Linked DNA regions of Homo sapiens: region 2 is linked to region 1. The links are chromatin loops, found by intact Hi-C in ENCODE. Cell type or tissue: breast epithelium. All regions are shown on one strand. Links, peaks and the distances in the headings refer to the core of each region. The heading gives the core; the rest is flanking DNA. Region 1 overlaps RBMS3 (RNA binding motif single stranded interacting protein 3). Region 2 overlaps RBMS3 (RNA binding motif single stranded interacting protein 3).

Region 1 (17,136 bases), core at 3,451-11,450:
CCCTGTTAATTCTGCCTCCAAAATATAACTCAAAGCATCCATTTCACCCTATTTCATTGCCAGCTGCCTTTCCTCTGGAATGTTGCAATAGCCCCTAAGTCATCTCCTGATCCCATTCTAGCTTCCCAGCTCCCCCGCAACATTGCAATCTCAATTTAAAAATGCAGATCATTTCACACCACTGCTTCTTTAAAACTTTCAATAGTGAACAATCAAAAATTAAAATCTATATTATATGCTGTCATTTACTTTCAAGGAAGATCTGCAATTTTGTAATTATATATTCATTTGTATGGTTATTTGTTCTTATCCATCTCCCAACTCAACTATTAGTTGCATGCATGGGAACTGAGGTTTTCTCCCACCACTATATACCCTTTGCTTAGTGCAGTGCCTGAAATAGAACTTTATTATTGAATGAATAAATAAGCCGATGAACGGATGAGGAAGATTGGCCAACGTGTAAGGTACAAGGTGGTTCCCATGTCAATCTCATCTTAACTCATCAACTGCTCCATTGACAAATGTACGATTAAATGAGCTCAATTAAATTATCTTATATGGAATTGTTTTATTCCATGCCATTTAAGGAATTTTCAAGAATTGAGTCCTTTCTCTGATGGGCTTCAGAGGCTACTAGCATAGTTTACAACGTAGGGATATAAAGCAATTCATGGTATGGTGTATTTGAAAGGACACATGCAGACTTTACTTCAAATCCTGGATCTGCTCAATGAGTGGCTTGTGATTCTTGTCAAGTTGGATCACCTTACCCTAACCTCAGTTTCTTCATGTGTATAATGGCACGAAGCCAGTAGTACCTGATGTTATTATGACTTCACCAAGTGCCAATGTGTCAACTACCTAGCACAGCAACCGACATGTGAGAGATGACATCCAGATTATAGTTTTGCTTTCTTCTCCCCTTGACCCTATTTCTTGACTATTACTTCCACTTTTTTTTTCTATCTTACTCATCTTACTGGGTAGTAATACTTACATTACCCATTTAGTTTGATTTTGTAGGGAGAGAAGAATTAGCAGTACTTACAGAACAGGCTTCCTTTTGGATTAGAAATACAAACTTCACAGCTTCTCTGCCCAGCTTTTCAAGAGCATTTTACAGTACACTGCTGTGTAACAAGTTCATTTTACGATAACATGCTGGGAGGGAGAAAAAGAAGACGAGATTCGAGGGGAAAAAATTAAAAAGTTAATTAAAAGAAACAACTTCGTAATTGGATTCCCTTGCACTCTTCTTTGGTTATTTTGGGGTGAGAGGAGGTGTCACAGTACACCTCCTTAGTAGGTTAGTAGGTTTGCTTCAGTGGCTCACCTCAAAACTTCTAAATGAGATAAGTATAAGAATACAGATGATTCCCTGCCTGACAGATGAGAAGAAGTATAGGATACATATGGTGAGCTTGTTAAGCATGCCAAACAAAGCTGTCCTTATACTCACTCTTGAGCATTTATATTTCAAAATATTCTTGGCAGTTAACATTACTGTTAGGCTAAGCCTTGGACTATTAGCTAGCTTAAGGACATACAAAATGGACTTTTCATTGATGCCGTTTTACTATTTCTTTGCTTTCACCATATATAGACATCCACACAAGCACACAATCAGAATAGCATAGGAAACTCATATACCCTTTTCAGACTGTACACTAGAAACAAATAAGCAACATAGTATTTCTTATTTTTAAAAGAAACATGAATATTTATGTATTTAATCATTCTTTTTCACAGATCTGTACGAGTCAAAATAATTTAAGATGCTATCATTGAGATAGACAAGATAATGGAAGAGCATGGGCTTAGTAATCAAATGGAACTAGGTTTTAAACCCTCTCATCCACAATATTTACTTATTCATGAAGTCAACATGTATTTATTGAATGCCTACTGTGTGCCAAGCACTACTGCAGTTGCTGATAACCTTTTGCGAGTTCTTATCATGGTTTTTGTTAACATCAATATTTGAGGTTTTGAAAATTAACTTTAGGGAGAGAATTTTCTATATTTTCCAGCACTTTGTGTACCTCACTTTTGCCATAATCCATGAAGAAAGAACACGGTTAAACAGTCTATTATCTTACTCACCAAATTAGGTTAAATTGGGTTACTGATTCTACACCCAATCTCCAAAACAATGGCTAGAAAATAAGAGTTACTATTTTATGTCTAGAGACATTATGATGTTATCTCTCCCAAAGCATTAAGGACCACTAATCTAAGAGCCTAATGTTCAACCAGGGTAATATGTCAGAAGAAATGAATGCAAGTCTATCTGTAAACTTGTACTTCATCAGTGAAGATAGAGATTCAGCTTTTTGTGAATATTAACAAGGGGATTTTGTGTTTTCACAGGTTATGGTTTTGTAGATTTTGACAGTCCTGCAGCCGCACAGAAAGCGGTAGCATCTCTCAAGGCAAATGGCGTGCAGGCACAGATGGCTAAGGTAAGATTGATGTTTAGGGGTGTTTTTTTTTTTTTTTTTTTTTTGTGTGTGTGTGTGTGTGTGTGTGTGTGTGAAAGAGAGAGAGAGAGATCAGGAGGAAGGAAGAAGGAGAGATTAAATATTTCTCCTTTGCTCTGAGCTCACTCAAACGTGGAGTTTGCAACAATTTGGTTTATATTTTCTTGTTAGGGAAAGTAAGAAACTCCACATTAGGTTTGGCTTAGGAGAATCTGTCTGGCTTATTTCATTGTTTCTTTGCCTATATTTATTATTGTATCTTTTGTTATGGTAACCTCATTAGAGACTTAAGGACACTCGTGAAGTGCTCTGTTCTGCTTGAGAAAGATGGGGTGTGTCTGTGTGTATGTGTCTTGGACTTCTACTGGTAAACAGTTTTAGAGTAGTAGAATTATCAGCAACTTGTCTTTGATAAACTGTGTGCTAAAAAAAGTGTGTGTTCTCTTAGCTGGGGAGAGCTGATTGTTGAATGATGGGGTTGTCTGATCTGTGCAGGGAAATGAGTTTAACTGAAGTGTACCGTGTCTGTACTGCTAGAATTTCACTTTGGCCTTTATATGTAGAGTTTTCTAAGATACTTTTAGGTATTAATAATTTTCAATAATTAAGTATCATTAAATAGAATATGTATTCTAGAACCTTCTACCTGAAACTGTAATGTATTTTATTATCTAAGAAAATAAGTTAAATTATTTACAATCCTTTTGTGTCCTGATTGCAGTGGTGGTTACAAGAATCTATACCTGATAAAGTAACGTAGAACTATATATACATATTGCGCCAATGTCAGTTCCCTGGTTTTGATATAATCATATAAAATGTAAAATTTGTAGAAACCTCATGAAGGGTACATAGGCTCTCTCTGTACTATCTTTGCAATGTCTTATAAATCTATAAATATTTCTAGCTAAAAAGTCAAAACAATTGTTTATAACATGGATGCTTATTAGATGTCTGCTTTAAAATGATGGCCATTTAGGATTTATTCACCTGCATCCTAAGTCTTTAAATATTCTTTCTGATTGATAATAGTGAACTTATTTATCTCTAGATTCTATAAATTTTAGGTGGAATGGCCAACAGACCTTGAAATCCTGATCTAATGTATTCATGCTCTGCTCGTGTATACATTTAAGTATTCCCATAAGAGTTGAGTGATAGAATGATAAGGTAGTCAGATTTTCAGTTATTTAGATTTTGTTGAGATTGCTAACATTATTTGATAACATTTTCCAATTTTGACCTCAAATAACTAGAGGTAAGATATTTGGTTTCTTCATCTTCAGTTGTCTTCTAGTGAACTGATACAGACCATATCTGTTAACCTTTTGTTGCAAGTCACTTCCCATATAGATTACTTTGGTGAACTCATTGTCCTTTATGACACATGACTAGTTGTTCAAGGCAGAATAAATTTGAATTCTTTCAGCTGTGTAATGTATTCTTCATCAAGATTATGCCTAGAAGCTTTGGATTTTTTTCATGGACTAAGATTGATGAAGTTAGCATTTTTAATTAATAAGGAAATTATATACATGTCTTGGTTTAAAGGTTACTTGGCAAAGAGTCAATGGCATTAAGTAGTGACTTCCTATACCCACAAAACAAATGATGAAATGTAGCTGTTAGGTATATGTAAAATAAGTAACTTGAATCTGGACTGAAAGTAACACCTACTTCCAAGAAAATGAATAGAAAAATGCTTAACGAAAAAGTTGTTATTGGAATTTCTTGATCTATTCCATTGGTAAACTCCCAAATCTGGAAGTTAGCAGATTGTAGCACTTTAGAAGTAATGAAAACAGCATGCATAATCTCCACCATTTCAAATGTCCTCAGAATATGTATAGTTAGTTGTTAGATAAAAACCACTGCCATCTTGTGTAACAGGAAAAGAAAGTTGACACTGATTTTATAACTACTGGGGAACCATTATGAATATTTTCCCTCAGTTTCCCAGCATTCTGCTGCACTGAGAATCCCTCTTTCTCTCTCTCTCTTACCCACTCCCCCGCACCCTCTGACTCTTTCATTCTCTCTCTCTAATCACTGATATCTCACCTAGTCAGAAGGCTATTTGATTTGGGGAAATATTTTAAAGACCTCCTAAAACGATTATTTTTCCTAGCCAGCATTTTGGCCATTGGCTCACGCCCACTGTACAAAAAATGAGATTCCAATTGGAATGTTTAAAGTCACTTTTATTTCTGTAGTCTGCTCAAAGATTTTACCTTATTAATTCTGCTGCCTGTGAAGTTAATTCTTATTCTCTTAGCTTTAGACTCATATCTGCCTACTGGAAAACTTTCAGCAATGAATGACTCTGTAATTTAACTATCTATAAGAAAATAAATAGGCTCCCTTTGAGAATAAAATAGGACAAGCTTGACCACCACTGTATTAGCAGATTTCTCACTGAGCTATTGGATTTCATGGCATTTTCCTCCTTTGTCCTGGTGATAACTATTATTTATTATCATATAAACCTGCAGTCTGCTGGGTGTGTGAAACTTGCACTATATTTTTGGCCATTTAAGTATCTACTGAATCACCTCTTGCATCCTTGTTCTTATCAATATCCTACTATGCAGGTTGTGGTGTCACATTTAGTGACTCCAGCATTTTAAAATAAAAATATTACCAACACTCTAGTTTCCCAATAGTAACCTTCAGCTAACATAAAACTCTCCAAGTGAATTGTCTTATTTAGCTAGCTTATTCCAGTGTGTGCATATGGAAAATCCAACTGATTTGTCAACCAATAGCAAGTTACCCAGGAAGTGGTAATTGATTAATAATGAATTACCATTAACGGAGATGAACATTTTTCTGTATACTTACTGTTCTGCCACAAAGGAGTTTATTTATTTTTTTTTGGTATCAAAAGTCATGTTTCTTTTAGGAAATCAGATTCAGAATATTTTAGTAATACATAGTGGTTAGGAGCATAGATTTGGAGAGAAGTAAACTTGGCCTTGAATCCTGGCTCTGGTACCACCTGGCTGTGTGACCTTGGCTAAGTTACTTAAATATCTCTGAACTTCTCTAATAATAACTCTTAGGTTAGAGAACTGCTGTGAGAATTTTAAAAAATACATTAAGTATTTAGCATAGAGCCTAGATCATAGTAAGAATTTAGTAAATGTTAGTTATTCAATAAATATTGTTATACATTTAATTCAAATTTGCTACTAAACCTTCTATAAATCATAATACATGTTTTAAATGTGTTATTCCAAATTATTTTCTTTAAAATATATAATAAGTAGCATCAGTCAGCAAACATTTTTTATTGCCTACTCTGTCTAGGCAGGGTACTGAATATTGGAGAATGAAGATTGAATAAAAAATTCTTTTTTTTTCTGAATGTTTAACACTTATTCTATCTCCTGAATTGCTACAGCTCCAGACTATGAATTTTGGCTGTTACTGTTCTTGGCAACTTCAGGATATAGAGAAAAAACTTATTGGCCAAGGAATATGTGTCTCTATAAGCATGAAAAAAAGTGAAGAAATCCCTGCTAACAATAAGTTAACTTGCAGATATTTATTTTACTCAGTAGGAAGAAGGCCATAGATAGACAGCAGAGGCCAATTCTTTGGGGTGCCATCAAGGATCAAGGCAGCTCTGCCATCTTTTATCCCTGGCTTTTATGTCACACATTTATAAGATGGCTTCTAAAGTTCCAGCTCTTGTATCCACAGTTAATCCAGGAAAAAGAGAAAAAAGCAAATAGATGAAGGAGCAGTATGGCTGATTTTGTCCTTTTAAAGGTTTTTCCAGAATCTCAAATCAGCAATTTGTGCTTACAACTCAAAAGCCAAAACTGAGTCATATGATTTCCCGCTTTCTTGTAAGAGAGTATGAAATGATGAGTGTTTCGACTTCTTTGCCTCTGCAAGCAGAGAAAATTAATAATAGTCCATCCCCTTGGCTATCCAGCATCCATGACATCAATAAAGGTGACATGCATACATACATTTTAGGTGGCATGCATTAATTCTTTCCCAAAAAGAACCCACCTCAAAGCTGTGATTGCATCTGGTGACTCGGTTATCTCCAACAGGCCCATGGCTCCTCCTCATAGCTCAGCAAGTCATACCTTTAAAAGAGAAGTTATCTGTCTGAATTCCCGCAATGTAGAATGACATAGAAACAACAGGATACATGCACTTAAAGGAAAATGACTATTTAGGAAAGGAGAAAATGGGAAGCAAGCCTAAATTATTGATCTCAAATACATATCAAATCCTGCTAGGTGGAAATAGAATTCTTGAGTTGTCAGTGCAATAAGTTCCTTGGTTATCCAATCACATAACCCCTGATTCTGTCATCCAGAGGGATCTTACTTGCCCCTTATTCTCTGTGGCCTCATTGAGGCCTCGCTGGAGAACTGCACAGCTTTGGAGGCTTTTCCTGGATATATTTAGAAACACTAGAATGGGTCTACATATTAAACAGTCATGAATTATTACCAGCCAGTCCTTGAGTAATCTCAGGCTTAACAGACATCTTTCTTATTTGCTTTCTGTCGATTCCAAATATGAGTAAACACAGTATATCTTATTCTAGAGGAAATGTCCGCAGAAAAGAAGTCACTCCCTCTCAGGGCCTTCAGATAAGACTTCATCAGGTGTACTACCAGACTGCCATTACAGTTCCCAAAGGTGATTCATTTCCAGTGGGATTTGTAGAGTAAATCTCAGTTAAGCAATCACAAAAGAGACTAAGTGTCCCAGAGGATGTCAAGTAGCTTGAAAGGCATAATGTAAAAATATTATATCTACCATGGCAGAAAACCAGATTGAGACCAGAGGAAAGGACTTCACTTATAAATCAATGACCTTGACAGTAGTTGTCTTCGAAAAAAAAATAAAAAAAACCAGTGGATTTTTTACTTGACATATAAAAAGATGAAAAGTCAAAATCAAGGAATATACAAAAGAAAATATTTTAAATTCAAACACACATACACACACACACACACACAATGAATTTACAAAATATATCACCACAGTGAAGCCATATCAGTTATATTCCAGTAGAAGACTTTTAGTTAATTAAGGAAGGGTGTATAATTTACAAGAAAAAACCAAACAACCTCATAAAAAAAGTGGGTGAAGGATATGAACAGACACTTCTCAAAAGAAGACTTTTATGCAGCCAACAGACACATGAAAAAATGCTCATTATCACTGGCCATCAGAGAAATGCAAATCAAAACCACAGTGAGATACCATCTCACACCAGTTAGAATGGCAATTATTAAAAAGTCAGGAAACAACAGGTGCTGGAGAGGATGTGGAGAAATAGGAACTCTTTTACACTGTTGGTGAGACTGTAAACTAGTTCAACCATTGTGGCAGACAGTGTGGTGATTCCTCAAGGATCTAGAAATAGAAATACCATTTGACCCAGTGATCCCATTACTGGGTATATACCCAAAGGATTATAAATCATGCTGCTATGAAGACACATGCACACATATCTTTATTGCGGCACTATTCATAATAGCAAAGACTTGGAACCAACCCAAATGTCCATCGATGATAGACTGGATTAAGAAAATATGGCACATATACACCATGGAATACTATGCAGCCATAAAAAAGGATGAGTTCATGTCCTTTGTAGGGACATGGATGAAGCTGGAAACCATCATTCTCAGCAAACTATCGCAAGGACAAAAAACCAAACACCGCATGTTCTCACTCATAGGTGGGAATTGAACAATGAGAACACTTGGACACAGGAAGGGGAACATCACACACTGGGGCCTGTCATGGGATTGGGGGAGGGGGGAGGGGGGAGGGAAAGCATTAGGATATATAGCTAATGTAAATGACGAGTTAATGGGTGCAACACACGAACATGGCACATGTATACATATGTAACAAACCTGCACGTTGTGCACATGTACCCTAGAACTTAAAGTATAATAAAAAAAGGAAGGGTGTATTCAATAGAATATTCTAGACCATTTTACCAAAGTGCAACTATTGGCCTCATAATGTGGCTTGTCTACCAAAGCTACTCTTCTGAATGCACAGGTATATGACAGGCATTGTCAGCCACACTCCTGTAGTATAAGATCGTATTAGTAGTTTTTGTTTTTATCATTCCTAGGTAAAGCAGAAGAAACAGGCTATTTGCTATTTATTGGTCACTACAGTGGGATGGAGCCTCCTGGTAAACATAGAGGCTTCTCAAGGGCTCCCTATGTAGGAAGGAAAGAGGCATTGTTCCAGGGTAACTTGAGCAGGCGATTCGAGAGTTGTTTCCTGAGACTGGGTGGGAAACAATCAATACTTTATATAGTGATGGACAAGGGCTATCTGGGGATGCTAATGTTCCTAGAATAATGTCCATGTCTTTTTGTTTGTTTGTTTTGCAATAAGATCAAAGGATCAGAAATCCCTATATGCTATCATTTGTTTGTATCCCATTTTTCCCCCATGGGGACAAGGGCTGTAGGCTCAAACTGAAGCAGGAATCTCTCATTCTCCTACTTTCGCAACACATTTATGTTGAACACCTGCTATCCACAAGGATTGTTCTACATGCTACAGACATAGCACTGAGCCAAACAAAGTTTCATGAAGTTCACATAGGGTATTACAAAAAGTAACTGTTATACAAAGAGATATAATTTATTAGATTGTAACAATTGGTTTGAAGAAAATTAAAACCAGTTACAGTTACAAAATAGGAGATGGAGATGGTGGTTAAATAGGATATGGAGATGGTAGTATTTTAGGTACAATGGTCAGGAAAAGCCTTTCTAATCACGTGACATTTGAACATGTATCTAAAAGAAATGAGAGGAGAAAACTATACTTATATTTAAGCAATAGTTATGAAAAATTTCTATAGTAATTTAAAATAGACCAGACTCTTTAGTGAGATAGCATCTTTGGGTTTTATTATTGTCTATATCCTGCATCTTCATAACAATAGAAGAGTTGCATAAACTACCATCATTTCCCCCCTTTTTTGTGGGAGTTGTCTGGTTTCAAGTCATCCTAATATTGCACTGTTTGGAATTTTTTTTTCATGTGAGTCAAATTCTAATTGATCAGTAAATTTTTATTTCAACACTTACCTTCTTCAAATCGTGTTGTTCTATTGTTGTACCAGTGGGTGTAAGAATATGACAAGACACCTTCCTCTACAGTTGTGGAATGCACTTTAAATAACTGTGATTCCAAAGAAAATCATTCTGATGTTGCTTTTAACATAGTTCATTACTCTTGAATGACTGATGCAATGTAATGTAAACCTTGCTCTATCTCATTTCCTAAAATGAATATTTGTATCATTTGCTCCTGTGGGATACATCTTCAACAGACAGATCTCTCTAAAAATATATAAGTATTATTTTTCTCATGATTGAAAATTTTAAAATTTTCTGTAAAAGAAATACTTACTGGCTGGTCTTTTACATGTCTATAAAATATTTGTGAATATCTGCTTTGTTGGCTATGTCAATTTGGCTCAGTTTTTTTCCTGATCCAAATGCTGAATGCAGGGATTCAAAACTCAATATTGAAATTGTCAGGGTTGATCTTAATCCTATTCATTAATTATTTGAAGTTTTTGAAGCAGACTCATCTAAAGTTAAATATTTGTATTAGCTTATATCGAATGATTTCCATAATCTGCCTGTGGGTACTACCCTCTGCTTTTGCAAGGACTCTACTATGTCATCTTAAGTGAAACAGTGCATATGTATACTAGTAAAATTCTCTGCTTTCCTAGCATTGGACAAAAACAAAAATCAACAAAAGAATTGCCTCAGTGTCTTAAACTGGGATCCCTACTAGTTGACTAGGCACTTAGTTACTGAAGGATATGTGTGGAATTCAAGTTCTTTTCAACCTATAAGAAATATCGGCCAGGTGCAGTGGCTCACGCCTGTAATCCCAGCACTTTGGGAGGCCGAGGCAGGAGGATCACAAGGTCAGGATTTCAAGACCAGCCTGGCCAACATAGTGAAATCCTGTCTCTACTAAAAATACAAAAAAATTAGCTGGGCGTGGTGGTGGGGACCTGTAATCCCAGCTACTCGGGAGGCTGAGGCAGGAGAATCACTTCAACCCGGGAGGTGGAGGTTGCAGTGAACCAAGATCGCACCATTGCACTCCAGCCTGGGCGACAGTGTAAGAGTCAGTCTAAAAAAAAAAAAAAAAAAGAAAAGAAAGAAAGAAAAGAAACATCAACACTTTCAAACTTTCATCCTGCCTCTTTGAAGAGAATGTGTCCACAAGCTGATCTGAGTCAATTACTCATTTCTGGATGTACTGTTGAGAAAACCAAATAATGAATAGTCTTCATTCATGGCTTTAATAATTTGTTCTTAAAGTTGAAAGGAAAAGGTATTTTCTCTAAACACCATTGTTGTCCATGGGGTGTGCCTAACTAAAAGTACTGCTTTGTCCCACGTAGATTCTGATCCCACTGAAAAAGACAAAGAAGTATGTCAAAATAAGAAAACTATTGGTTGTATGACTGCTGGTGTTACATTAGGAAAATGTGACTTAGGTTTGTGAGGAAAATGAATCTTTCAATAGCGAATGTCAAAATTTGGTTTAGCCATTCAGTCACAGGGAGTGCCGGACAACCATGTGTCTCCCCACCCATGGATGAGATCTTTACTTCTTATGATACTAGGAGGAAATAGTGAATGTGCTCTCTATTGGCAGTTAGATCCCAAGGACAAGGGAGAGAGCAATGAGCCACGCTTGCTGAGCTCTTGCTCTCAAACTCACAAGACCGGTGAGTTATTATTTCTCCCATTTGGAAGTATTATGTAAGTGGACAAGTAAGAGAAGGACCAGGAGTGTTACACCACTATCTTTCCATAAGAAAGTAGAAGCAATGGAAGCTTTCCTGGACCCAACTATGTAACCAACTATAATTGGCTTTCCTGCTTTCCTGGCCCCAACTTTTAACCAACTATAATTGCTTTCTGCATTTTATTTTTATACTGTACTCTAAAAATGATTGGATGAATTGGAATGGTGGAATTATATAATATATGAATTATGCTAAATGGTTGAACATTTTAACACTGAGAAAACTACAGACTACCGAGGTTCACGGTCCACCTTCTGTTTCTGTGTAATTTACTTCTGGTGTGCTCTGAGATGCTCTTCAAGTCCTTTAACTATATCTATTCTGCAAAAAGGCAAGGAGACAGACAAACGGATGCAGGGAATAAAGGAGATTATTTCTTGAACATCAGCCTTAATGCTGGTGAATAGGTTAAGTGCTTTTATAATTATTATCTCATTTAATTCTTACTAGGGTCCTTGGAGGTAGGTATTATTATTCCAATTGTACAGGTGAAAAAATAGGAGATGTCCCACATTCACTAAGATAGTCAAGTGGTCTTGAACCCAAGCCTTTCTGGTTCCAAAGCCTTATTCTTTCCAAGGAGATCATAAGTCTGTTAATGCTGTTTTCTAGTCTCTTCAGCGGAGCTTGGCTTTTGAATTTCTGAAACGGAATAACAGACTGGATAAAATTATTAAATCAGTGAACTGCAGAATCTATTAGAGTCCCTGATATACATAGTGGGGCTTCATGAATCTTTGTGGAATTAATGAATATGGGAATGAACAAATGAATAATCAGTACTGGTTATATTTTAATGGTTTTCAATTCTGATAAATTTTTGTGACCTCAAACTGAATTTTGCACAGAAATAGTCCTTTAATTCACTATCCTAATGAATTATTCAGAACCTAATTCCTGAGCTCACAAACAATGGTTCAATTTAATCCTTCTAACTATTGACTGGTGGAATGGGACAAGATGGACATCTTTGTTTCTTCAGAAAATAGATGACAAGAATTTGGAAATGAAGACCAATAACTCTTATATTTTAGAAGTCTTAAAGAAATTGGGTATACACTTGCATATATTTACATGTGTATGCACACATATACATTCCCAAAATACATGTTTTTTTAAAGATGTTTAATTATCACAGGTAGCTATAATTTTTCCATGGAATAACACAATAACTAAAACATGTTTGATAGTTCCTCAGCACATCTGACTTTTATTGAAAGTGAAACCTAAAGATAAGTAATAAACAAACTTGAATGATAGGCCTCTGTGATCTCTGGTTTTGTGTGCATGCTATATTTATTACACTATGATGTGTATCACTTGGACACTTGTGAGAGCTGTTCACAAATGCATACAGTGGACACACAAAAACAAAACAGAAATGTGAGTGTTGTGAAAAAGAAGGCAGCATACTCAGTTTAATCCTCTTTTCCCACCGTGTCCAGGACACACTTTTTAACTGCTATTTGAATGACTTAACCACACCGTGAAACTTAGAGTCTGCTGGCTAAATCAGTGGGAGTTGACATTCCAACATCTGTAAGCACATTAACTCCTTCTTCATATCTAAGAAGTATTCCAAACTTAAGAGAATATTCAACTTTAGAAAATGGTAAAATTCAAAACAAAACCAGACTTTTTTTCCCTATTGAAATGGATTTTTTTTTCACTTTTCTGTGAAAGGACATTAGCAATATCATACCTTTCTATAAAGGAAATAAAGTTTTAAATGACGCAATATTAAGAGCTCATTTTTTCATACTCATGAATTACTTTTAGCCTAAGGATCCATTTGGAAATTATATTCACATATCAAAGATAAACTGTCTTCCCTGGTGTTCATATTTAAGGTAACTGAACAAAGTTGCTTGATGAGACCAGCACAAAATGAATTTTACTCTTTTCTGATTCAAAGGTAAATTTCTTGTAAGATGATAGACATTACTGAAATCATCACCGTTAAAAAATATAAATCACACTCCATGAGAAGAATGACATATTACTTGTGGACGAACACTTACCAGTGTATTGTTAGATATCTGGTTTCGGAAATATCCATAGTTAGACATTAATGTAAGAAATGTCACTACCTTATAAAGACACAATATCAAACAAAGTTAAGTTTATTGGATACCAGAATGCAGCACACAGAAGTCTGTGTTTTAAATTCCCAGAAAATATTGATTTGCTAATGTAACATCATTAAAACTGTGTACCCAGCTTCTGGCTTTATATATTCCCGAGGAAGCCACTCCCAATTTCCCCATGAAATATGCAAAAATACAGTAAAGAATGATCAACAACTACCCTTGAAAGACCAAGGTTAATAGGCAACGGATTTCCAGAAAGACTCAAGGATTTTATAATTACTGAGACAATCTTAGAGCAAAATTGAGATTCTTAATATCTCTTTAGTCTATACTTAATTATTTTATACAAAAGTCCTGTTTTTCTTATTCTCTCTCCCTTACTTAACTTCTAGAAGATAAGATTACACACAAACACACAAACAAATACATATCAACCATATCATATTGTCAAATATAGGCATCTGATATTGCATTCATTCCTGCTGAGTATGATTCATTTGAGGAGGTGCCTTCATCATCTTTTTTATTTTTCTCTTCTTCTGTCTCCCCACCTCCGTCTAAGAGCCATCAGATCAGAGTCTCTAAGAGCACAATCTGAGAATGTGTATTTTAAAAACATTTCTCCTATAATACCTAATGCTTAACTGTATTTTTTATAAACTTAGATTTTTTTTTAAAAGGAACAAAAACCTACAAGGAGGAAGCCAGCTTCAGTGCAAATTCAGTAGGGCAAAATGAAGAAACATTAAGCTAAGGAGCAAAGAGAACTAAGTGAAGTGAAGTATTAGAAAGAATAAAAATTGTGCAGTAACAGAACTAAATTCCATATTGGTGATAGTCGGGGCAGAATTGACACCACAGAAAATCAAATTAATGTCTTAAAGAACTGATTAAAGAAGCTTTCCCAGTATGCAGGAAAATAAAGGTCAAATTATCAAAAGAATGAGAGAAAACATGGCAAGCATGGTGGGCAGAGAGTGGAGATTTTTTTTTTTTTTGGTAAAGCTACTATTTGATAACATAATAGGGTATCTGTAGCCAATAATAACTTTATTATACATTTTAAAATAAAGAATATAATTAGATTGTTTGTAACTTGAAGCGTAAATGCTTGAGGGGATGGATACCCCATTCTCCATGATGTGCTTATTTCACACTGCATGCCTGTATCACAGTATCTCATGTTCTCTGTAAATATATAATCCTACTATGCACCCACATAAACTTTAAAAAAAAAAGATAAATCTAAAAAAAGAAAATAGAAAAAAAAGTGAGTGGCGGTCTAACATAACAGTGAGTACATCATCCAGAAGAAGAAATAAGAATAGCTGAAACAGAAGCAATAAGCAGATACATAAACTAAAGACATCTTTCCAGAGATGACATATCCTTTCATGGAGATTGAAAGGACTGACCACATTCCAATCAACATGAAAAGACACACGTCCACAGGTGTGTAGGCTTATTAGAAACGTAACTAAATTTAAAAATAAAAATGTACAAACATTCATGTAGCAGGGAGGCTTGGTTAACTAAAAAGGAACAAAACCTAGCTCTTCGTATATATTCAATATAGGGTTAAAACTCAGAAAAGGATAGAATAATGATTGCTGATTATGGAAGATATGATCACAGAATTGTATACTCAGACTTCTGCGTGAAGCACAGAAAGACTCTCCATTTGAAGTGCAAAAACTGATCTTAATCCATAAAGTATTCACCCAAATCAGGAAATATACTAAAAGACAAATATAGTAAACAAAAAAAGATGTAAGCATACAAGTCACATATGAAAATCCACATTATAAATCATCATAAATATTACTAGTAGTAAAATAAATGTAAATAAAAAACCAAGATACTATTTTTACTATCAAATGTACACTAGTTAAAACAAATAGAGTAATGATATTTTGATAAAGTTACGAATTGTTGTGGAAATGTGAATTGGTTTGACTTTTCTGAAAATTATTTTTAGTGTTTGAGCTGTTAATTTCCTTCTAGAAACCCACCTTAAAATCAAAGGTGCAGAATGCCAATATTTGCACGTTTGTCCCTTCAAACCTCATGCTGAAATTCGATCCCCGTGTTGGAGCTGGGGCCTAGTTGGAGGTGTTTGGGTCATAAAGGTAGATCCCTCATGAATGGCTTGGTGCTCTCCTAACAGTAATAAATGAGATCTTGCTCTATTAGTTCCCACAAAAGTTGGCTATTAAAAAAAGCCTGCCACTTTGACCTTCTCTCTTGCCGTGTTATCTTTGCACAGTCTGGCTTCCCTTTGCTTTCTGTCTTGAGTGGAGGCAACCTGAGGATCTCACCAGATGCCCAGTCTTCCAGCCAGCAGGGTCATTAGCTAAATAAGCCTCTTTTTTAAAAATATAAGTTATGCAGCCTCACGTATTTCTTTTAAGCAACACAAAACTGACTAAGACACAGATCACACTCAGTTGTAGCATGAGTTGTAAATGGTAAAAATTTGAGCAACATAAAGTAGCCAAAAATAATCCTGCTCGACAAAGTCTCTGCAGTGTAGTAGCTTGAAAATTATGGCAAAGCCATCAACTGCTGCCACTTAAATAGCATTTTTTGAAAGCATATTCAATCTTAGGGAAAAATGGTCATAGTAAAAGTCATACTAAAATTCTGTAGGTAGGGAAGTGGGGTCATTTTTTTCTTCAATAATCATATCTGTGTTTTCCACCTCTCTAGAATGAACATTGGTCACTATGTAATGTAAAAATGACAATATCATAATAAAAAAGATAATAAATGTGATCTATAAAAAGTTACCTAGCTGATTATTCAGAAACCAAACCTGTCACATAGCATGTACTGGTTAATGGATTGTCAGAGCATGAACAGTGATGGAACCCTGTTGATCAAATGCTGAGGCAAATCAGCCTCTTTAATTAGGTACTGATTGTGACAATTGAGTTCATCCTAATAAAATAGCATAACATACAATATATATTTATTACTTATTTTACATAATAAAGATGTATAAATATATAAGTACATATAAATATATGAAAATTATTTACACAATGCTATGTTTCTTGAGCACATATTATTTAGGAAATGTAATTGTGATGTTTGCTAATAACCATCACAGAAACTATGAAATTCATATAATTCTTTATGCTGAATCTAAGTAATAAAAGTGTATATGTCATCTTCGAAATTATGAAATTGGGGGGCCCTCCTACTCTATTTAGTAAGCTGTTAGGTTCTAAAGGATGTCTAAGATAATGAATAACATTACTTATAAAGGTTTGAAACTTTTCAAATGGTCTCCATATAGAGACAGACTTTTGGGCTGGAAGAGAGCATAAAGAAATACTCAGTATGATGAAGTGATATGCCAAGGTCAAATGATGAACACTATGCATTCTAAAAATTAAAGGACTTGTGTTTGCCTTAATAAAATATTGCCAATAATCCTCGAGTATTAAAAAACAGACTACCCTCCTATTTTACTGTTCTAATGTTTCACTGTGCAAATAATTTCTAATTGTAAACAAAGTTGTCACACTATCTTGCACATTAAATAAACCATTAATTAGAATACTGTGAGGGACAAAATGCTCTGGTCACTTAAGTATTTAATTCAGACTCTCAGTCTTTTTTGTTTGATGATGTACTTTTTAATTTATGCCTTGAAGTCACCAAGATAAAACAGAAGAGGAGACAGTGGTGACATTTGCTT
Region 2 (17,136 bases), core at 3,697-11,696, 90 kb before region 1:
TTGGAAACAAGGTGTAAATCTTAAAAGAATTCACTTGTCTATGCCTTCCTGCTTTTGAAGGTTGGTTTCCCTTTTCTCCCTGCACCCACCAGCCTTACCACCATCATATTTCCGACAGGCTATATGTTTAGAGTAGAGGGAATGAGTAATGGATATTCCGTAGAAAGTTTCCATGCCTATTAACCATAGGATATAAGAGTAGATAGAGTGTGCCAAACATACCAGCTCACTTCTGAGGGTTTGAAATACTCTCTTTTGCCTTTGTTGTCACAGGCTGGTTAAATTATATTTATGGAGCTTATGTTACCTTTGACATAACATTGAGCCCTTAAAATCAAAATTGGAGACAAGTATCCAAAAGTTCTGAAATCATCCATGAAGGATATTCATTCATTCATTCATTATTAAATAAAATCATAAATTGTTATTTCTTCTATAAGAGAAATAATTCTGCATATGACACTTATTTTATAGAGAGGATTTAGAGCCCATCTAGATTGTCTCAGAGAGTGGTGTGACTTTGTTACTGGACTGAATCCATTTAGCAGTTCTAAACTCACAATCATGTTATACATTTTGAAAGTATTTCTAGGTGAATAAATATTAGGCCATACACTTGGATGACTTTGGAATTCATCAATTTTATTTTACTTTTCTTGTTTATGCACTGATGGAATATTTATACATGTGAGGGAAATACATATTTCTTTCTTTTTTTTTTTTTTTTTTTTTGAGACATAGTCTTCTTCTGTCACCCAGGCTGGAGTGCAGTGGTGCGATCTTGGCTCACTGTAACCTCCACCTCCAGCAATTATTCTCCTGCCTCAGCCTCCCGAGTAGCTGGGATTACAGGTGCGCGCCACCATGCCCCATTAATTTTTTTTTGTATTTTTATTAGAGACAAGGTTTCACCATGTGGGCCAGGCTGGTTGAACTCCTGACCTCAAGTGATCCACTTGCCTCGGCCTCCCAAAATGCTGGGATTACAGGTGTGAGCCACTGCGCCCGGTCAGAAATACAGATTTCTGTGTTGAACCCCCTGAATCTGGAAGGAGGGCAGGATATTATATTTTGTTATATGTTTAGGTAGAGTAATTACAGGACATGAGGTATCCTTTACCTATGGATTAGTTTTAACAAGTGACACTGACATGCATTTGTGGTGAAATGTTTAAGTGGAACTATTTAACTCTGGCGGATAACAGACATTTCCAGGGCTGGTCCACATGGAAATCAAGCAAGTAAAGGAAGAAACCAACACCATGGAAAGCCTCTTTTCTAGTACCTTTATTTCTTGAAAGCAGTGGAAACTAAAATAAATGTTCTGTGAAATTTATGAGTGTGAGGAATTACATTTTGAGAAGAATAATCACCTCCACCAGGTGGGCTCACAGTCTATTGAGCAAGAAGCTCATGAGAAGCAAAATGGCTTGAAAAACACATTTATTCAATTTTCATATAATGGGATTAGGTATACCCCGCCCACATCAAAAAAAAAAAAAAAAAAGAAAAAAAGAAAAGACAAAAAAAAGTTATATTTTAAATTATATTTCTCTTTGGAATATGAAGTGTGTAATATTTCCCTAGCCTTTTTTTGTGAATTTTACTCTAATCTACTCTAGTATTAAGTTTACCACCAGTCATAGGTCATCAATATATAAACTTGAAGGTTTGCTTTATTTGATTTTGATATTGGCTTTTGTTTTCATTTCAGAAAAGGTTAGCATATGCAGGAACTTTGGAACCTTCATTAGTGCATCAAGTTTACTCAGAATTGTCCTGTAGGTACATTTTACGTAGAATTTTTATCCTGTGACTCTTTTAAGAAAATACCAATTTTTCTTGTCTTACAGCCAAGTTCGGAAAGAATATCCACTTTGATGGTAAATGGTCTTTATTTGTTGTCTACAACCCAACCAGACAACTACAACTAAAGGCAATACTTCTGCCAAAAATTAGCTTTCCAAACTTATTATTTCCAATATCAGGATATTAATTATGTTATGATTATTTAGTGTTAACTTTGAGAAGTCCTTGATATAAATGTAAAACAAAATAGGTATTTATGTTTTGGAAGTCATACAGCTACACGTTTTTCAGCAGGTTTTATAGCTATATATTTACTCAGCATTTGCTTGTAATCACTTAATATACATATTAGACAAAAGTAAAATTATCCACTAACATGAAATATAACATCAGCATTGCTGTTTTAAGCATCAACTTGTGTTCAATAGCCTTTAGTATTGTAACCTACTTCCCTAATGCTTTTGTACATGCAGAACGTGCAGAAATGATTTTATTGGGAAAACTTTTTTTTTTTTCTTGTTTTTTGAGACAGAGTCTCACTCTGTCACCCAGGCTAGAGTCTCGGCTCACTGCAACCTCCGCCTCCCGGGTTCAAGTGATTCTCCTGCCTTAGCCTCTCAGGTAGCTGGGACTACAGGCGCATTCTACCATGCCTGGCTAATTTTTTGTATTTTTAGTAGAGACGGGGTTTCACTGTATTAGCCAGGATGGTGTTGATGTCCTGACATCATGATCCGCCCGCCTCAACCTCCCAAATTGCTGGGATTACAGGCATGAGCCACTGCGCCTAGCCTGGGAAAACATTTTTAAAATAATTGTTGAGGAATATAAAACAGCTTAAAAATAAAATGATAGAGTTACATTACTTTCACCCGTAAACCGAATGTTACTTTTACTAATCCATGTTATCTGACTAAACAGAAACTGTCGTCCAGGTATTCTGTTTGCTTCCTTGCTCCTGTCTTTCACTTCCCTATTTTAAGAATTTGACTCATGTCGATAAACATAAAATGCTCTCTCTTCCTACCTCTAGTAGTCTATGTAAATTATTGCTTCCAAAAGTCACCTTCTCAAAAAGTCCTCCAAGACTCTACTCATCCTATCTAAACACCTTTACAAAACCACTTCCTTTGGGCACCATCTGTGTGCAAAGATCTAAGGATACCCCATCTCTCATCTCTCATGCTTTTATGATTAGTTTGTGTCCTTCCTCTAGATTATAAACTCCCTGGGACCCAGGTAGTTAGGATTATTGCCGAAGTATTGAGGATGCAGGACAGTTCTGAGTAGTCACTTAGATCCCAGTGCTTTACCTCTGTCTCTGAGACCCTTTGATGTTATATCAATGGAAAGCACAAGCTTGGCCAGGTATGTGTTCCATAGGCCTGTACAGACAGGAAGAGTACCAAAGACATACAGATGCATATGTTTCTCAGAGTTATTCTCTAAAAGTATTCATTTTTTTTTTTTTTTTTTTTTTTTTTTTTTTTTTTTTGGGAGACAGAGTCTTGCTCTGTTGCCCAGGCTGGAGTGCAGTGGTGCGATCTCAGTTCACCGCAACCTCCGCCTCCCGGGTTCAAACGATTCTCCTGCCTCAGCCTCCCAAGTAGCTGGGATTACAGTCATGCACCACCATGCCCAGCTCATTTTTGTATTTTTAGTAGAGACAGGGTTTCACCATGTTAACCTGGCTGGTCTCGAACTCCTGACCTCAGGTGATCCACCTGCCTCGGCCTCCCAAAGTGCTGGGATTACAGGCGTGAACCACTGAGGCCGGCCAAAAGTATTCATTCTTAATTCAGAGTACTTATTTTGTTAATGTGGAGTTATTCTTTTTAATGGTTTAAAGCTATTTTTGTTCATTAATGATTTTATTAATACATGGCAAATTGTATATACTAATGTATATTTAAAATGATATACAAAATATAATAATGTATAATGCACAAATATGATATATGTGTGTATTCAGTTCACTAAAATTTATGTAAACTTGTAATACTATGTAAATAACCTTTTAAATATAAAAAAGACACAGTTCTTCAAAAATTTTCTAATTGAAGTCTATACCAAGAAATTCTCTAAGTTATGATCTTAGTTTCCTTGGACAAGGCACATAACATCTCTGAACATCTGTTTTTCAACTGTCAAGTGAGGTTATCTACACCTGCAATACAAAGGTATTTTCAGAACTACATGGAACCATGTTTGTTATATGCCGGGCACATACATCAGGCAAATGTTTCTATGGCCTTGGACTTGGATACCTTCTAGGAACCAACTTGTTTAGAGCTTGTATGTAACTTACATAATTTAATGCCATTCTGAGTACATTTTAACTGTAAGAAATGTGTGTTTTATGAATTGACTTGTGTTTATTGAGATTAGCTTCGTTAATAGCAAAAAGTATAAGTACTTAAAGGATGTCTTAAAGGTATGAAAGATACCTTTTGGTGTTGGCTATATGATAGCTTCAAGATTTTTTAGGGCCTATAAACCTGGTGTGTTTGAGATAAAGCAAATTCCATCGCAGTGACAGGTGATGGAATTCATTCTAGTTGAGTTGTATAGGTTCTGGGAAAAAAATTTTCTTTGTTCACTCCTTTGTTATGCTATTCACTCTGTAATATTGTTTTACAAGTTTAAAGGAAAAAAATGCCTAAAGATTCTTGACTCCTTAGTTTTTTAAACTATGGTAAAAGCATCTAACATTTAAGGCATGGTCAATCATCATTTGCTTTGGTGCTAGCCATTGTTCTTATTATTAGTTAATCATATTGATTCTAAATAGCTATTCTTTTTCCTTCCCTTTAGTAAAGAAAAGAGAACTCTGGGGTATGAAAGAGAAAAACTCATGTACATAGCTGAAAAACAAAACAAAACAAAACAAGCTACAAAAACCTAAATAGAGTTTGAAAGGTGAATGTACCACTTGATATGCTTCTTCAAAGGACTATAAGTGAGCTCAGATGCCTGCTTATCTATAAAATATTGGCAATATAAGTACTTTAATATGATCATTTTAGAAACAGGTATAATTTTCTCCTTGAGTTGTGGAATAAGAGAAAATTACAAAGTTTTCATTTAATTTCTACTTCTCTTAAGAAAAGGGCAGTTTATTTTCACTGCTAGGCATACAGATAGACCTATTGGTCATTCAGCGGACACCAGCCCTGAATTAGCAGAAACCTGTATCATAAAGCATATTTGGAACACTTTTTCTATGCCACTTTTAAAAACACAATTTCTTTCGATAAACAATAGGAAGCTTAAGCTGCAGATATCACAGCTGTTCATATTCTCAGATCTCGTCCACAATTCAAACAGCAGCAGCTGAAACAAACGATTTTAGGGAAGCAACTGTCAAAAAACACACTGGGCCTTGGGCTTAAGGGTAGTGTGAAAAATAACCATATTTGAGATATACTGAATGAAATCATGTGGTGAAATTCCACGGGAAATATAAAGCACATTGGAATTTATGTCTTTGGGACACATGCTGCAATAGATAAACCAAAAACTGTAGCTTTTAATCAATGAGAAGGATTTTCTTTTTTTTTTTTTGTAAAAAAGAAGAATTACATAAGGTAGAATTTGTAGGCTCATTAAAAAAAATAGTATTAAGACACTGTGGCATAAAATTTTCTCAATCTTCCCATACATTCTTTTGAATGACGAGGGGTTCAAAGTGAGAAAATTCCTAATTTCACATCTAAGATATAAGGAAATTATTGGTAATACTATTTCTTTTTATAGGGAAGCAGATGATAAAATTGAGAATATGACAAGAGGACAACTTAACAAGTCAAAGATTCCCGTATAGAAAATAGAAATTTTCTCAGTCTATCTCAATTTCTGGCTATTGTTTTGAACCAAATAAGAATAACTCCAAGTGAAATATAAATATATATATATAATTTTATTATATATACATATATTTACATATTTATTCTACATATATAGTCATGTATTACATAATGATGTTTTGGTCATCGACAAAACTCATATATGACAGTTGTCCCATAGGATTATACCATGTTTTTACTGTACCTTTTCTATGTTTAGATATACAAATACTTATGATTGTGTTACCATTGCCTACAGTATTCAGTATTGCAATATGCGGTACAGGTTTGTAGCCTAGGAGTAATATGCTATACCATACAGCCTAGGTGTATAGTAGGCTATACCATCTACATTTGTGTAAGTAAACTGTGGTGTTTGCACAATAATGAAATCACCTAAGGACACATTTCTCAGAATGTATTCCCATTGTTAAGTGATGCATGACTGTATATAATTACATGTGTATGTCAGTACATCTGTGTGTGTGTGTGTGTGTGTGTGTATCACAGGGACAAAACATTTATGAGGTATTTTTATTCAAAGAGAGTTTAAAAATTGTTATATAAAGATTTACCTAAAAGTTTATATTTTAGTTTAATAAAATGTAAAAAGGAATCTTGAAATGAAATCCCCATAGTTCTTTGTAATTAAGCATCTGCTATGTTACATAAACCGAAAAGTCCTGGGGAAGTTGTTCTGCCTTAGGGAGTTGTCAGGTTCTTTGTGGTTGTCTGCTGTTGTGAGAAGTAATTTAAGATAAGTAAGAACAAGTTAACACTGCATATACAATTATCTAATAAAAGCTTGTTCAAGCATTGATATCATGTGTATATGTTTAAAATCTCCATGAAAGTTTAACACGTCCACTTTGTATTTGCCACATATTATGTCTTATTAATATGGACTATTAGTACAACTAAGTACATTCCTTTATGGTGTCCAGGTCAGTCTATATTTCCACTCTGTGCGTCTTTCAAAAGTTACTAGTTTAGAGCCAACCCTTTGTCTCTGTTTACTGTTGCAGACATTTTAAAAAATTCATATAAAATATATCTTTCCAGATAAGATGGTTCCAGTTTACAAGTGATCTTCTGTAGACAATAGAAAGCCAGTATCACACGTAAATTTGTGAAAACATCCGACGCTGTTGCAAGCCCGAGGTTAATTTATCCGTTTTAGGAGGAAGACTTACGGTGCTTCTGTTAACCGCAGCCATTTGTTGCATCAAGGGTCAGCCCTATCTGCATTAGCATTTACCAACATCTCTATCTTTTGTTTCCTGTCTGAGTTTACTTAAATATGGAAGGTAAACTCTTCAACCTATCTCCCATCAGCCTATCAACCAACCAATCAGTGGACCAAATAAAACAGACTAAAGAACCAATACCCAAACTCAAAACATAAACATAAAAATACTCAAAAAAGAGGGGAAAGTCAATCCTAAGGGGAGGGATCATGAATGGTGTCTTTGGCTTGCTTGCCCAGGAGAGACGCCCTACTTAACAGTGAGCAGAAAATGAGTAAACGAAGAGCTGTGTAGTCCTCAGAAAAATGGTTCGCGGTAGTTATGGTGTCAGAGATATATTTATACTAACATACTCTGCAGCTCAGCCCCATGAGCATACTGAGTCTAGAAGTCTCTTAGAACATTCCTGTAATTCATCAGAAGGGCAAATTTGTCTAGGGAAGGAATTTTGTTTGGCTACAATACTGTTAAAAGTATTTAAATTAGAATGCCTTTTAGCGGGACCTAAACTATCCTTTATTTTCTTAAAACCAGCCCGCTTCACTCATTTGTATACCTGCTTGGCCATTGAAGACATGTGCATCTTCAACTTTCAATAGCCTATACCATTGTTGAATGGACATCAAGTAACTAACAAAATTATTATTATTCGCATTTTACTCATGAGGAAACAAACCAGGAGATGCTGTGAAATGTGTCAAACATCAAATGGTCATCCAAACCTAAGTCTGTCTAACTCCCAAAGCATAGGTCTCTCCACTGTTTCACTCTTTCTCCCATAAAATAATCCCAATAAGTAAGACTAGAAGTAAATGATCCTGGATGTTTTTAATGACAATTAGACACAAGCACAATGTTTTGAGTTCGCATAAAGGCAGACAATTTGATAGAAACATGTAGTAGTTCTTATTCTCCCACTTCCATCCCACTATAAACAGTATCGATTAGGGGTTCTAGTTCTGTTTGTCACTGAATATAGATATAAAAACATGGAGCTGGCACTATGAAAGCACATGTTCCTTTTGAAAATATTTTGATCATTTTGTTCCATTTAAAATCATTTTCCTTTTTTATATTTTGAGAATGGTTTTCTGCTAACTTCAATTTTGCACTTATGTTGGCAAATGTCTAGCTTTCTATCTAGGTTAACTTTAAAGTGAGCTGCAGTTAAATAAATTTTAAGTGGGAAAATAGCCTCAGAATTATTGTGGTAGAAAGACAAGGTGCAGCTGATACTTTCTCTTACTCTCAGGACTCAGAATGAGCCATGTGCTTCTTTAAAGGGCCTATGTGGTCGTTTCAGAGCAAATGCTCTCTTTCATCTTATTTAAGTTCTGTTTGGCTTGCCTCCCATATTTGCTCAGTGGGGATAAGGTTAAGACCTCTGAGGAGGCCACTCTATCCCAATTACTTACCCAGTCTCTTTTCTTTTCTTCAAATAGCTTGCGTGTAGTTGTGGAGAATGTTTGGGGGTCATTATCTTCTTGATGGATGAATCCAGAGATAAACAAACATTTTCTATTTGAATTCTAAAGGTATGATAAAGTTTAATCCAAAGACTTTTATGTTTTGAATTCATCCAGGCACCAATTCTTGCAGCAAAACATCCAAACGCCTGCTAAGGCCAATTATTTCTTTTGAAATCTGGTTTTTCTCAGAAAGTTCTTCCCCCATCCACGTAGTTTCCTATTGTCTCAAGTTGCCCTCCAGCCTCTAATTCTTACCGAGATTTACCTTGTCATTCATTCCCTTCTGTCCTTTACGGAAATGTTAAGCATCTGTGCTCAGTTTTTTTCAACAGCTATATTCAAGCACATGCTTTATTTCCTCGTACTCACTCTAGATTCCCCTGTCCAAGTTTGAGTCTGAATTTTTACAGTGTTTAGATTCTAACTACATTTCTTTCTTGCCTAGTTCCTGAGTGGTCTTTCTCTGGCCTGACATTCTACTTCCAGGCACCAATCCTAATATAACTGGATCCTGCTTTGGGAACTGTAAGGAGGATTGTTTTACTTCTCCAACACCATTGTCTGTGTTAATTTTGCTGATAGGATTTTTATAGGAAGCAGCATAACAGCAAGGCAGTCATTTCATATTTGTAACCAAAATCAAGTAATTCTCAGGTAGACCACAGATGTATTTTTTCCTGCTTCTTTGAAGCTGAAGATCGTTTGCAATAGGTGCCTATAAAGTACCTCTGCAGTGGAAAAAATAACATCCTATGTGGCATGGCATCCCTGTTCCTCCATGGAAACCACAGTTAGTTTTGACATTGCCAGAATTTTTGAATTTTGGGGAGAAGCTATGGGGAAAAAATGTAAAGGCTTTCTCATCTGGATTTAACTCGAGTTAAAGCATTACCTGAAGCTCTGTGCGGCCTTGTTTGGGCTTTGTTCTCTAAACAGTTTGTAGATGATTGTGTTCAGAATTCCCAGCCCACATTAGCTAACTGCACACATGTGGAAACACAGAGAGGCTATGACCTTTAGATCCACTCCAGAAATACAAACTTGGTCTCTAAGTTTAGAGAGGAAATTCTTCCCTCTCACTAGCCAGGATCTGGGACTGATGTTTTGCCCAGGTCACACATATGTCTGAGCCGTGCCAGTTAGTAGGGGAAAAAAATGACCTCTTGGGTAATTTGTACGTCATGAAGACTTGGCTCTGTCTTGGTCCAGGGAGCAGCAGCTCATTTAAAGTGCACAGGACCTTATGAGTTTTAGGGGGCCACAAAACATGAACCCAAATAAAGTGGAAATTTGTGATGATTGGTCTATGAGAAGGCAACCATAAAAATAATTTAAGAGGCAGTGAGCAGGCCTCTTGCCTTTTTTTCTGTCTGATTTATTTATTTATAAAATTTTAATTGGAAAATTAAAAATTAAAAAAGGTTCTGAAGGTAGATTCCATTTCTTGGCTATTGTGAATAATTACTACTATGAACAAGCAAGTGCAGATATCTCTTTGGCATACTGATTCTATTCCCTTCAGATGTGTACCCAGTAGTGGGATTGCTGGATGATATGGTAGTTCTATTTTTAATTTTTTGAGAAACCTCTATACTGTTTTCTCTAATGGCTATACTAATTTACATTCCCACCAAGAATGTGCAAGGATTCCCTTTTCTCCACATCCTCATCAACATTTATCTTTCATCTTTTTCCTAATAGCCATTCTAACAGGTGTGAGTTGATAGCTCATTGTGGATTTAATTTGTGTTTCTCTGATGACTAGTCATGGTGAGCATGTTTTCATATACCTGTCGGCTCTTTGTATGTCTTCTTTTGAGAAATATCTATTCAGGTCCTTTGCCTATTTTTAAAATTAGGATATTGAATTGATATATGTTAACCCCTTATTAGATCTATGGTTTGCAAATACTTCCTCCCGTATCAGACATATGTTATGTCTTCACCATGTTGATTGTTTCCTTGGCTGTGTTTTTCAGTTTGATGTAGTCCCATTCATCCATTTTCACTTTTGTTTCCTGTGCTTTTAGTGTCATGTCCAATAAATAAGTGACCAGACCAATGTCACAGAGCTTTTCGGCTGTGTTTTCTTCTAGTAGTTTTATAGTTTCAGGTCTTATATTTACATTTTTAATCCCTTTTGAGTTGATTTTTGTATGTAGTATGAAATAAAGGTCTAATTTCATTCTTCTGCTTGTGGACATCTAGCTGTCCCAACAATATTTATTGAATAGACTGTCCTTTTGCTCTTGTGTATTCTCAGTACCTTTGTCAAAACTCAATTGACTGTAATCACATGGATTTGTTTCTGGGATCTCTATTCTGTTCCACTGATCTATGTAATAGTTTTTATGCCAGTACCATACTCTGTTTATTATTGTAGCTTTGTAGTGTATTTTGAAGTCATGTAGTGTGATGCCTTCAATTTTGTTTTTTTTTTTTGTTGTTTGTTTGTTTGTTTTTACTCAAGATAGCTTTGGCTGTTTGAGGAATACTGTGGTTCCATATGAATTTTAGGACTTTTTTTTATTTCTGTGAAAAATGTTATTGGAATTTTTATATCAATCACATTTAATCTGTAGATTGCTTTGGGTAGTATGGGCATCTTAATAGTATTCTTCTAATCAATGAACGTGAGACATGTTTCCATTTATTTGTGTATTCTTCAATTTCTTTTATCAATTTTGGATCTTTTTTTAATGTACAGGCCTTTCATCTCCTTGGTTAAATTTAATTTTAAGTATTTGATATTTTTGTAGTGATGGTAAATGGGATTTTAAAAATTGCATTTTTGGCTATTCATTGTTAAGTGTACTTAACATATATTACTATATTGTATGTTGATTTTTTATCCAGCAATTTTACTGAATTTGTTTATTAGTTCCAATAGTTTTTTGGTGGAATTTTTTAGGCTACATTATAGATAAAATCATGTTACTTACAAACAAGGATAATTTAACTTCTTCCTTTCCATTTTGAATGCCCTTTATTTCTTTTTCTTGCTTAATTGTTCTCGCTAGGGGACGTCCAGTAATATGTTCAATAGAAGTGGTAAGAGTGGGAATCCTTGTCTTGTTCCTAATCTCAGAAAAGAAAAATTTCAACTTTCCCTCATTGAATGAGATATTAGCTATGGTCCATCATATATGTCCTTTCAGGTATTGAGATACATTCCTTCTATACCTAATTTGTTGAGATTTTTTATCATGAAAGGGGATTGGATTTTGTAAAATAATTTTTCTGCAACTATTGAGATTATCATATGGTTTTTGTCCTTCATTCTGTTAAGGTGATTTATCATATTTATAGATTTATGTATGTTGAACCACCTTTACATCACTGGAATAAATTGCACTTGATCATGGTGAATGCTTCTTTTAATGTGATGTTAAATTTGACTTGCTAGTATTTTGTTGAGGTTATTTACATCTATGTTCATCAGGGATATTCGCCTGTAATATTCTTCTCTTGCAGTGTTCTTGTCAGGCTTTGATGACAGGAAAATGCTGGCCCTATAAAATGTATTTAAAAGTATTCCCTCTGCTGCAATTTTTTGGAAGTCTTGTTTGAAAAGTATTAGTATCGGTTCTTCTTTAAATGTTTGTTAACAGTGAAATCATCAGGTCCCGGACTTTTCTTTCATGGGAAAAATGTTATTACTGTTTCAATCTCCTTGTTATTGGTCTGTTCAGATTTTCCATTACTTCATGGTTTAGTCTTGGTTTTTATGTTTTAGTTTTATGTGTCTAAGAATGTATCCATTTTTTCTAAGTTATCCAATTTGTTGGTATATAATTGTTCATAGAAGTCTCCTATGATCCTTTGTATTTTTGGTATCAGCTATAATATCTCCTCTTTCATTTCTGATATTATTTGAGTCTTCTTTCTTTTTGTTCTTTGTTGGTCTAGCTAAAGGTTTGTCAATTTTGTTTGTTTAAAAAAAAAAAACTCTTGGTTTTGTTGACCTTTTCTATTGTTTTTCTAGTTCTGCTTCACTTATTTCTGCTCTGATCTTTGTTTTTTTTTATTCTGCTAACTTTGGCCTTAATTTCTCTTTCTTTTTCTGATTCCTTGAAGTTTAACATTAGGATATCTCTTTACTATCAGCTGTATTTAAAAAAAAATGAGGTTCTTTTATGACCTCATTTCAAGAGTCAATAAACTTTCCATACTCTTTAGGTACATACACTAGATTATGTAATTTTTTTCTACAGAAATAATGTTTTAGGAATAGAAAAATTATACACATGAATGCAACCTTTGCTTTGTATTCCTGAAAACTTGGAAATAACCTAATATGCACAAATAGAAATGGCTAAACTCTGGTTAAAACTATAGAGTATTTTATAATTATGTAAAGGAAAAATTGTTAAGACTCTGAGGCAGCATGGAAACCTAGCTATAGTATGATATTAATTGCGAAAAAAAAAGACAAATCTATGTATGCTCTGCTAATAACTAGGTCAAAATGTGAAGTATGATGGCTTCTGACAATGTTTTTACTTGATATGTGTAATTATCAGTTGACATGTCTCTCTCCTCTGCACTGTGACTTCTTTGATGGGGAGAGCATATTTTTCCATATGTGCAAAAACAAGACCTAGCACATAATATGAGCTAATAAATATTTCTGAATTAACCCTTGAAAAGGTAGCAAAAAAATAAAATTATATAATTGTATCCATGATCTGACCACAATTCTCTAAACATAATGCATTTAGAAGGCAAAGGTCTAAAGGAATTGTATAGAAGTGATTACAAGGGTTCTTGTGTGGTGAGGTATTGATTTTTCAATGTTCATTATATGTTTAAAAAATTCTCCTATCTATAATAGAAAACAACAATAATGACTAAAGTAGTATTAGCACAATTTAGCAATACTGAGATGCAAGAAAAACTCATTTTTTCAATAATGAGAAAATATGAAGATTCATATTGTCATTAAAATTCAATTATATATGTGAAATTTTGAATCTCTGTTATTTGGAATGAGATGTCAAGAAAGAGAAACTTCTAACTACTAATCATAATATAAGGCCTCTCGTCATCTGGCTTGTTCTCTCCTCTCTAACACCAGAAATAGTGTACATTTGTATAATATAATCTATTTTTTCCCCATATCTCCTTCTTTTTTAATTATTATACTTTAAGTTCTGGGGTACATGTGCAGAATGCACAGGTTTGTTACATAGGTATACATGTGCCATGGTGGTTTGCTGCACCCACGAACCCATCATCTACATTAGGTATTTCTCCTAATGCTATACCTCCCCTATCCCTCCACTTGCCAACAGGCCCCAGTGTGTGATATTCCCCTCCCTGTGTCCATGCGTTCTCATTGTTCAGCTCCCACTTATGAGTGAGGACATGCAGTGTTTGGTTTTCTGTTCTTGTGTTAGTTTGCTGAGAATAATGGTTTCCAGCTTCATCCATGTCCCTGCAAAGGACATGAACTCATTCCTTTTGTGGCTGCTTAGTATTCCATGGTGTATATATGCCAAATTTTCTTTATCCAGTCTATCATTGATGGGCATTTGGGCTGGTTTCAAGTCTTTGCTACTGTGAATAGTGCTGCAGTAAACATACGTGCGCTTTTTTTTTATAGTAGAATGATTTTTAATCCTTTCGGTATATACCCAGTTACGGGATTACTGGGTCAAATGGTATTTCTGGTTCTAGATCCTTGAGAAATCACCACACTGTCTTCCACAATTGTTGAACTAATTTACACTCCCACCAACAGTGTAAAACCGTTCCTATTTCTCCACATCCTCTCCAGCATCTGTTGTTTCCTGACTTTTTAATGATCGCCATTCTAACTGGCGCGAGATGGTATCTCATGGTGGTTTTGATTTGCATTTCTCTAATGACCAGTGATGATGAGCTTTTCTTCATGTGTTTGTTGGCTGCATAAATGTCTTCTTTTAAGAAGTGTCTGTTCATATCCTTTGCCCACTTTTGATGGGGTTGGTTTTTTTTTTTGTAAGTTTGTTTAAGTTCTTTGTAGATTCTAGATATTAGCCTTTTGTCAGGTGGGTAGATTGCAAAATATAACTCTTGAGTGTAGGGAGTATTCACATTCTACTCCATGTGAATAGCATCTCTAGAATTATACAATGAGCAACCTATGTGGCCATAGTGATGGCTCTGGTCAATTCTTATCTCTTACCACATATCCAACCAACCATACCTAATTATTTACATGCCACATGGAAAAATACTTTGGTGCCTGTTCTCTTTGCCTGTAACGTAACAAGCACCCCACATTTACTAATAATGACTAATATATAGTGAGCATTTTCTATGTACATAAATTATTCTAAGAGTTTTACATATATGATAGCAGTTTTTTCAAATTGATATAATTATTGTCTTCATTTTCTAGGTGAAAGAGACAAGGAACTTGCCTAAGTTGCCATAACATGAAATAGCAGATTTGGGATATAAATTCAGGTCTGCTTTGTTTTAAAGCCTGGGTATTTAATGTCTCACATGTCATCCCTCTTTTATGCTGCCTGTGTGCTCTTCCTTGACTTGCGAGACTCAGCTGATAAATTCCTCAAAGCTTTCCCTGTGCCTTCCACGCTAGCCCAAGCTGCCTTTGGTATCCTTCCTCTATATCCCTTAATACAAGTCTGTTCTCCCAAAAGTATACCCAGAATTTAGCAAGCTGTGTATAATCAGTGATTTTTCTTTATTCATGTTTCACTTAAACTATGGGCTTATCAAGAGTGAGAATTGTACACCTATTCAGAACAACAACAAAGGACTGTATCGTATTCATTTCTTGTTCACTCATGCTTAGCACATGCTTTGCACGTGAAGTAGTTGTCCAATGCATGTCTAAAAGAATAAAATGATGAATGGCTTAACCACATCTCAGATTCTCAATTCATGGTTATAGCACAAAAAAATGATCATGCATGTGATTTTGGCTGTGATTAGAAACTGGGATAAAATTGCAGCCATTTATCACAGAGATGGAATAAGCACAATTTCTTATTAAGTACCTGTGGACTCCATACTTTTGCAGATACACTGCTTCTTTAAACAATGCTTTAATCACAACATTTGGCTGCTTCAAACCTGTATGTGACTTGTTATTTCATTCTTTATCAAGTCTGAATTTCTCAGTATAGATTTAAAGAGCACTGATATCATAGATCAACCCATAGTGATTTTCACCTTGTTCTAATATGTATCTTTGACACCAAGAAGACCAGTCACTTTACTCTCCCAACGCGCTATACTTATACCACCATTCAGTCTTTACTCAGCTCATACTCCAGCTCATTATTCTTCTTCCATTCTAAACCTGACTTAGATTATTAGGCAAACTTAAATTCTACTTACTTTATAGAGGGTTCCCTGCCTAGGTTAGCTCTTGGTAAAGTCCCTTTTCTATTGCCTATGTCAAATAATGTACCATATGATACAGGTTGAGTATCCCTTTTCTGAAATGCTTGAGACCAGAAGTATTTCAGATTTCAGATTTTTTTTTCAAATCATGGAATATTTGCATTCTAATTGAGCATCTCAAATCCAAAAACTCAAAACCCAAAATGCTCCAATAAGCATTTTCTTGGAGCATGAATTTTGAGCATCATATAAGCAACTCAAAACATTTCAAATTTTAGAGCTTTTGGATTTCAGATTTTTGGATTAGGGATGCTCAATTTGTAATATTGTTGACTATTTGCAGCATTGCTTTAGTTATGTTAGCATTGTTTATTTTTTCCTATAAAGATATGAGCAGATGCTATGCATTTCTCTTGTTTAAAATTACAAGTTATTGTGTGCCCACTCTGTGCTAAAATCTATTCTGCATGTTTTACAAATATTTTATTATGAAAAGATTTGAGTTTCCTTTTGGTTAGTGATAAAGGAGAAAATCTTTCAACAGATGCCATGAGAACTGATTAAAATAAAAAGTTAATTTTGGCCGGGCGTGGTGGCTCACGCCTGTAATCCCAACACTTTGGGAGGCCAAGGTGGGTGGATCACTAGGTGAGGAGATCAAGACCTATTGGCTAACATGGTGAAACTCTGCCTCTACTAAAAATACAAAAAATTAGTGGGACATGGCGGCATGCACCTGTAATCCCAGCTACTTGGGAGGCTGAGGCGGGAGAATCACTTGAACCCAGGAGCAGAGGTTACAGTGAGCTGAGATCGCACCACTGCACTCCAGCCTGGGCGACGGAGAGAGACTTCATCTCAAATAAAATAAAATAAATAAAAAAGGTTATTTTAAACCAAATTTCTAAAAATAAGTGTGATTCTCAAATTTAACAGTGATCCTAATAAGGTATATGAACAGGCGATAGCATAAAACTAGTTCTGTGCGTGGGTGTTTTGTGTCACTTTAATATTCAGTATATAACATGTGGAGAACTAGTTTTACTTTTCCATGGTATTTGTTGGTGCCTCTGTGAGTCACGATGTTGGGTCTACTGATTCTAACTCATGTCAAAAGACCTCAACTTTATATTTAGCCCAACACTGCCAATGTCTGCTGTTGGAAATAAAGGGGAGCCAGGCAAAAGAGTTTGAATCAGCACAAATAATTAAAATTATGGACCCTACTCATAGGACCATCATACATAAAGAATAACACCCCTTTTGCCTTTATTTGGAGAATATTACTCAACCACTTCACCATTTATAAGAATAATAACAAAAATGGGATTTTCACATTATGACTTTAAAGTTGAAGGATCCAATTGTGTCTTGGGAAAAAAATGAAAGCATATGTATCACAAGACT

The links. A loop is a pair of places that touch in the nucleus more often than their neighbours do. Peaks named below come from ENCODE experiments on the same cell type or tissue, not always from the same donor. Only the 100,000 strongest peaks of a DNase experiment are listed, where the experiment ranks them.
Region 2: it touches region 1 in a loop (12-fold over the local background); 1 of 110 quality-filtered maps calls a loop at or near these places.

The regions. Positions count from the first base shown.
Region 1 is chr3:29,584,741-29,601,876 of GRCh38, forward strand. It overlaps RBMS3 (RNA binding motif single stranded interacting protein 3), which reads left to right. Exons shown (of 15, transcript NM_001003793.3): 4 at 2,374-2,465. Among named protein-coding and RNA genes, the nearest start is that of RBMS3-AS2, 50 kb to the right of the region's middle. In breast epithelium, for the core only: no CTCF peak of the experiment used is centred there; no DNase peak of the experiment used is centred there.
Region 2 is chr3:29,494,707-29,511,842 of GRCh38, forward strand. The region is part of intron 3 of RBMS3 (RNA binding motif single stranded interacting protein 3); the gene reads left to right. Among named protein-coding and RNA genes, the nearest start is that of RBMS3-AS2, 140 kb to the right of the region's middle. In breast epithelium, for the core only: no CTCF peak of the experiment used is centred there; no DNase peak of the experiment used is centred there; H3K27ac peaks cover 1,456 bases.